Regions from separate parts of the Mus musculus genome. Here region 2 is linked to region 1. Evidence: chromatin contacts called from ENCODE Hi-C or POLR2A ChIA-PET data. All regions are on one chromosome and are shown on one strand. The core of a region is the stretch at or near the end of the contact, and the rest is flanking DNA. Distances in the headings are between cores, read along the strand shown.

Region 1 (3,552 bases), core at 910-3,409:
ATTTTACCCTTCAATACTGTCTTCCCATAGACATCTTTTGGCCAAACACTAAACACATTAAGCTGAGCTAGCAGAGCTGAAACAAGAGTCAACAGCAGCAGCTATCTGCAGACAATGAGCTTTTCTCAGGCTCTGCTTGCTCAGGGTTACTTTTCTAACAGAAAGGGCCACTGCACTTACCACTGGGTTCTAAGAGCAGGTGGTATTATCCAAGGGAGGACAGGGCTTAGAAACCTAAGTTAGTACACTTTGTTACCCCCACTGTTTGGGAATCTATGGGGTTAGTTATACCTGCTTTTTGGCTTAGCTATTTTTTAGTTACAGAAAATCTCAATGACACCAGAAGTCAAAGACAGTTCACGGACAGAGTGTAACATCATACCAACGTGTAAACAAGCATTTGAATAAATTCTCAAGTCTTTTTTTTCCGCAGCAGTTATTTCGTTCTAGCTGCAGGTAAGCCAGATTTTTCTTACCTCTCCTTTCTCTTTGCATTCTTCCTCCTCCTCCAAAGAACATATCAAAGATATCCATGGGTGAGCCAAAACCACCACCTGCTCCGCCCTCTTTAATCGCCTGCTCCCCTCCTTTATCATATAGTTCCCTTTTTTTGGAATCAGCAAGAACTTCATAAGCTTGAGAAATCTGTTTAAACTGTTTCAGAAAAGGACATCCCATTAGAAACAACTGTTACAAAGCACAGCTACGGTAGACTTTAAGGCACGAACAGAAAGATACACACACTGCAACACTGCTGCTGAGCTGTTTGCCTGTGCCCTTACCTTTTCCCCTTCATTTGGATTCTTATCAGGGTGGTACTTCAAGGCCAATTTTCTATATGCCTTTTTCAATTCTTCCTGGGTGGCATTGGGTTTTACCCCCAAAACATCGTAGTAAGTGGTTTCTTTCACCATTTTTTACAGCCTGAAACCAGAAAATGGTAATTTTAAACCAGCTTTAAACTTTTGTAGAAAAGATCCAACTGCTTCTGCCTCCTGAGCACTGGGATCAAAGGTGTGCGCCACGACTGGCTCTTAACGGGTAGTCTTTAACTACCAGAGCTAAAGCAATCTGTTCTTTTGCATTTATTTCATACTAATACAGCCTTCCCTACGCGTCTTAAAAGGTAAAAAAAAATTCCTGATATGATTCAGCTGTAAACTCGAACAGATTAAAATATAGATTTCAGGGAACGCGAAGGAAAGCCTCTCTCGCAGCTGGTTCAGACTCTACTGCACTAACACATGAATTATTTGGCTTCTTCCGGTTTCCTTTCCCCAGAGGTTTTGCTAGTAACCCACAGCAGCACTGATAGGTTCCGTCCACTGGTTAGTACATTACCGCTGCCTTTGTACATCTGATAAAGGCCATACCCTCGCCGGAAAGCGACACTGGACTCCCGGGGGTGGAGGAGTGGCTTAGGAGACCGGCTCCAGGGAGCAGGTGCCCGGGCCCCGTCGCCATCCTGCTCCTGCTCGCTCGCAGCTTACCCACTCTCGCCCCGCAGGCCTGGAAGCTGGCTCGCCCTCTGGGTTTCCCGGGCCCCCCGGCGCCGACCGTTAAGGCTTCCTTCCTTTCTCCCTCCCACCCTGATCGAAAAGGCGGAGGGGGGGGGGAGGTCGAACCTCAACAAAGAGAGGGAGGAGAGCCAGGAGAAGCGCAAGCCGCAGCCTCCGCCCGGCTCCTCCCGCAGCCCCTCACCCCTGCCTTGCTCCGCGCGTGCGCAGCGCTGCCCACCCGGCCCGGGCGGCGGAGCGCGGGGGTACGCAGCAAGGAGCATGAGGCGGGAGGCCAATTGGCTTGGGCCTTGGACCTCCTCGAGGCGTGCGGGCGGGCAGGGCGCCGGGCATTCCCGGCAGCCTTCCGAAGCCCGAGGCCGGCTCAAGGAACCCGCAGTCCCCGCCCACGCGGGACCAACCGCCTCCGGCTGCGCCTTCCCCGGCTGTCTGGGGTCCAGACCGCACGCCGCGACCGAGGGAGGCCGGAGACTCACCGGTGAGCGGGCCGGCGCCGGAGAGCGGAAAGGAGCGGAGCACAGCGCAGCTCAGCCACACGCTGCTCCTCCACCACCCACCGAGCGTTCTGGAAAGTTCCGCCCGGCCCGCCGCAGCCGACCTCTTTTGTAGCCGAGCCCCGGCGCGTCACTTGCCGGAAGTCCCGCCCCTCGCCGCTGCCACCGCCCCTCGGTTACCTGGGCAACGGCGCGGGGGCGGGAAGTGGCTGCGCCCAAGGGCCTTGTGGGGGTGGACTCAAGCCCGGGTTCCCGAGCCTCGTAGAATTTTCTAGAGGCTTTTTTTCTTATTGCGAGGAACCAGAGTGCGGAAGTCTTGAGGTGGAGAGGTCATGTCCCAGAGCCCGTAAGCCGGGGACGAGTGCTTCAGGCGTTGTGCGCGCTGTGCTGAAGGGGATTGGTGGAACCCAGCCCTGGCTGCGAGTCTGATTTTCTGCAGCTCCAGCTCCTTAGCTCTGAGCCTTGCGGGCAAGAAATGCTGAGCAAGGCGGGCCTACTCCCTAAACCAGCCTCGCAGGCTTTGGTTTCACCCAAGCGCACTTATGTCAGAGCTTTTTGGACGAGCCTGGCCCAGGCTTCAGATCCTTTTGGCTCTGACGACTTGGGCGGAGGGAATCTGGGACTTCACCAAACAGGAAAACATTTAGAATGCCTCATGCTAACGGAGGGTCATGGTCTTCCACCCAGTTTGGCCGCAGAGGAGCGGCCAAAAGCAAAATTAATTGCTTTAGCTTATTGTTTTAATTCTCTGACCGTTTTTATTTCCAGTTGGTGACTCAAAAATCTATAGTTGGCAAAGTTGAATCTTAAGCTTTCAAAGGACAGAGTGAATGTTTTTCTTATTCACTAACACAATAGATACATCAAAGAAGTGGAGGTGTAAGCTTGAAAGAGTTCACATATTTTAAAGATTTATTTTGAATCCTCTGTGTGTGTGTGTGTGTGTAGGTGCCCAAGGAAGCCAGAGGCATGGAGTCTTAAGTCTGGCTTCAAATTCTGAAATCTCCTGTCTCTGAGCAGTTGTGAAGGGTGGTACATGCTCTTAACCGCGGGGCCTCTTGCTTGGACTTTCGTTGGAAGTGGAACAAGCTAAAAACTTATAAGAGAAATCACAAAATACAGGTCAGCAGGTGAACAAGAAGCAGTTAAGCACACTTCCTAATGGAAGTGCAGAGTGTGGGATGAGATTCTTTAAATGTTCGTTTTATTGTGTGTTTCTAGGCTTGTGGACCATTGTAGTTCTCTCGTACCTTTGCACGGGCAACTCAAGTCTTCAGTGCGTTACCAGCTGAGCGGCTGTCTCAGTGCTTTATGGAGATCACAGGTAATTGGATGTAGCCAGAGCTAAGGGAGCTGGAAAGGCTGTCTTCAAACCTACCCAAAGACATCTTTAGCTCGTGGTCTTAAAAACCTCCGGATTTTGGGATTTCTACCTTGAGCTGTCCTGCCTCTCCACCGTTACTGCTTTCACTAAACTCTGTTGTGGTCACTAAAGCTACGCCACTTCCCTTACAGACTTTTTGATGATGTGCTGTGGTTTT
Region 2 (3,576 bases), core at 191-2,690, 35 kb before region 1:
AGAGAGAGAGAGAGAGAGAGAGAGAGAGAGAGAAAGAAAGAGAGAGAGAGAGAGAAAAGAAGAAAGAAATAAATTCCTATGCTGTGCTCTGAATGAGACTATCTCAGAAGTCATTATACTTATTATTGAGATAGGGTTTCTCTGGCTGTCCTGAAACTCACTTTGTAGACCAGGCTGGCCTTGAACTCACAGAGCTTCCAGCCTCTGCCTCCACCGTGCTGGAATTAAAGGGGTGTGCCACCACTGCTTGGCTGAGACTGTGTTCTTTAGAGTTGATGGGAAATAGGTGATTTGAAACGTGAAAGAGCTGGGCATGGTGATACACCTCTTTAATCCAAGCACCTTAGAAGATCCCATTCATTGTAACAGTAGCATATGTCATTTTCTCTACTTAGTTTCAAACGACTCTTTTTAAAAATTTCCCTCCTTTAGTCCCAGCACTCAGGAATAGAGGCAGGCAGCAAGGCCAGCCTGGCTTACAGAACAAGTTCCAGGACAGTCAGGGCTACAAAGAGAAATCCTGTGTCAAAAACCAAACACAATACAACAAAACAAACAAACAAAAATCAAGTAAAAATGAAAACATAAACAGCATATGAGCGGCTATATTGAAAGGCTCTGGTTTTGATACCTAGCACTGGGGGGAAAAAAGGAGACTGTAAAGAAATTGTGTGGAAGGTAGACAAGAGCCATTAGAAATCCCTAAACTATCTCAATATGTAATTTCACAAGATAGACATGCCACTGTGTTGTGTGTGTGTATATATATGTATATGTATATGTATGAATATGTATATATATATAAGTGTATACATATATATGTACTTTGTCAATAGAATTTTAAAATAGCTCTTATTGGAGATAAGCACTGTGATGCCATCTGTAATTCTAGCCCTTGGAAAGTAGGGGCATCTTCAACTATATAATTAGTTTGAAGCCAGCTATAAGCTGCATGTCCATCCCACCTTTTCCCTAGCCTTTATTTATAAAATTCATCAATATTTATGTATGGTTTTTTATTAGTGGGGATTGAACCAGGGCGTCTGACTTGCTAGGTAAACACTCTGATCACTGAGCTATGTCCTCAGCTCTGTCATGCCATACCAGTAAGGTATGATTTAAACTCTATATTGAAAGGAGTCTCAGATCTGTTATAACTTCGCATTTGGTTACATTTCTTTCTCCGTAACCGCAGCTTTTTCCAACTTAATTCTTAGCTGGATCTGAGCGCGATAGCGCACACTTTTAATCCTAGCATTAGGGAGGCAGAGGAGGGCGGGACAGCCAAGGCTGTAGAAAGACTCCACCTGTGTGTACGTTCGCGAAACCGATGGGCATTCGTAGTCCTGCCACGCTTTCGCGAGGCCCCGCCCCTCACGCCCCGCCCACCTGGGCGTGTTCTTCCTTCGCCCTTTAGACCCTAACGGAGCGGAAGTGTCGCAGCGCGGCCGCCGGAAGTGTCGCGCGGCGTTGTGCGACCGGCTGTGTGCTGAGTGGGGCCTGGACCCGGAGCGTTACCGCTATGTCGATCGAAATCGAGTCTTCCGAGTGAGTCCTGCCGTGGCGTGTTCGCGGCGTGGCGTGTTCGCGGCGTGGCGTGGGGTGGAGTGGAGGGTGGTCGGAGGACGTTGGAGGGGGAGCTGCGCGCCGGAGGTTGCGGCCTCGAAGCACTTTCCGGGTTGGCTCCCTCTTTAGATGGGCCCGCGAGAGAGCAGCCGTGGGGCGGGCCGTCTGGAGCCCCTGGGCCCCGGCGTCGGGCTGTGCTGGGGCACACCGAGTAGACCTGACTACTGTGGTTTCCTCTGCTAGCCACACCGCCCTCGGCGCTGCCCGGGTGTCCGCCAGTCCCTCAGCTCTTCCTTCTGGTCCAAGCACTAGTTACCCCAAAGACTCTGCTGCTTCTCCTATCTGATTAGATCCAGTGTGGTGTATTGATTTGGTTTGCAATTTGCAGAGAGAGAGAACCTCTTTGTGGACACAGAATTTGAATATTGATTGAGTCAGAAGAATGAGACTTAGTGAAGGCGGGGACGGCGACGAGGAGCCAGGTGGGCGGGGAGTGAGTGACTGAAGAGTCTTGCTTGGACTCCCCAGGACTCCACCCACCGCCTTTTATTTTTTGAAAAGTAAAATTAAATTATGAAATTAGCAAACAGCTGTGTTCTGAGTGGAGGGGAGAGATACGCATGTTCTGAAGATCTGCAGAAAAGCAAGGTTTATTAATTAAGTCGGCGGAGTCTGAAACCTGCTATGTATTTTTAAGACTGAAGCTGGATGTGAAGTATGCACGTCTATGATCGCAGTATTAAATGGGCAAGTAGGAAGGCCTGGAGTCCAGCCTGAGCCTCTTCATAGCGATATATATATATATATATATATATATATATATATATATATATATATTTTTTTTTTTTTTTTTTTCCGAGACAGGGTTTCTCTGTATAGCTCTGGCTGTCCTGGAACTCACTTTGTAGACCAGGCTGGCCTCGAACTCAGAAATCTGCCTGCCTCTGCCTCCCAAGTGCTGGGATTAAAGGCGTGCACCACCACGCCCGGTGAGATACATATTTTTAACTCAGTTATATGTAAGTCGTTTTTTTCCTGGGTTTTGCTTCTGAGACAAGGTTTTCTGTGAAGCCGTAGCTGTCCTGGAACTCACTCTGTAGACCAGGTGAGTCTCAGACTCAGATTCACCTGCCTCTGCCTCCGGAGTGCTGGAATTAAAGACGTGTGCCAACCCCCAGCTTTATAAATCGTCTTTAAATGAATATATGCTTTGATTGCGGGAGGCAGACAGTAGACAAAAACAGTAAATAAAATATGACGCAGTAACAGATGGTCCCTGTGTAGAAAAATAAAACAGCGACAAAACGTGTTGGATAATGTTAGTCGGGACAGGAACTGCAAAGGATATTTTACCCTGAGGTCTAATAATAGCCTTAACGACCAATCTTTGAGTCTTGAATACCCTTCTATATGAGGAATAACTGCATGTTCATATTATTATTGTTATTATTATTGTTGTTGTTATTGTTTTAAGACAGGGTCCTGGCTGTCCTGGAACTCACTCTGTAGACCAGGCTGGCCTCAAACTCAGAGAGATTCACCTTCCTTTCTTTCTCTGCCTCCAGAATGCTAGAACTCAATTTTTTAACAGACCAGATTTTTTTATAGCATTTTAGATGACTCAATTTGTTAATTTTGTTTTTTTGAGGCAGGGTTTCTCTGTGTCGTCCTTGCTGTCTTGGAACTCACTCTGTAGACCAGACTGGCCTCAGAGATCCACCTGCCTCTGCTTTCTGAATGCTGAGATTAAGGAAGTGTGCCACTACTGCCTGGCCAGTTGATTTAAAAAGGAAAATGTCATTAACTATTTCAGGTTTAAAGTATTTCACACAAATGTCCAGTAGATCTAGTGATCAGAATAATAATGGCTACCAACTTCCTTTCAATCTCCAGACTAAATGACTTTCTTTCTTTCTTTCAGTGTGATCCGACTAATCATGCAGTACTTGAAGGAGAACAGTTTACATCGGGCACTGGCCACCTTACAGGAGGAAACTACTGTCTCTCTGA

The links. Hi-C counts contacts between places; a loop is a spot of excess contacts on that map. ChIA-PET counts read pairs that join two places held with the same protein, here RNA polymerase II (POLR2A).
Region 2: a map of heart shows a loop between it and region 1 (3-fold over the local background). The contact joins the promoter of Smu1 here to the promoter of Dnaja1 in region 1. A Hi-C loop is called at or near these places in 3 of 37 maps with a recorded cell type or tissue (gastrocnemius and heart). POLR2A ChIA-PET finds 5 or more read pairs at or near these places in 4 of 5 experiments (Patski and embryonic stem cell).

What each region holds. Positions count from the first base shown.
Region 1 is chr4:40,721,075-40,724,626 of GRCm38, reverse strand. Dnaja1 (DnaJ heat shock protein family (Hsp40) member A1) reads right to left here and starts at 2,159. Exons shown (of 9, transcript NM_008298.6): 1 at 1,994-2,159; 2 at 783-924; 3 at 477-654. The coding sequence starts at 914. It overlaps Gm6297 (predicted gene 6297), which reads left to right and starts at 1,786. Exons shown (of 3, transcript NR_077226.1): 1 at 1,786-1,995; 2 at 2,960-3,133; 3 at 3,233-3,552. Mir207 (microRNA 207) reads right to left here and starts at 1,710; the gene lies at 1,632-1,710. It also overlaps a transcript of Aptx not described here.
Region 2 is chr4:40,755,749-40,759,324 of GRCm38, reverse strand. Smu1 (smu-1 suppressor of mec-8 and unc-52 homolog (C. elegans)) reads left to right here and starts at 1,440. Exons shown (of 12, transcript NM_021535.4): 1 at 1,440-1,548; 2 at 3,488-3,576. The coding sequence starts at 1,523.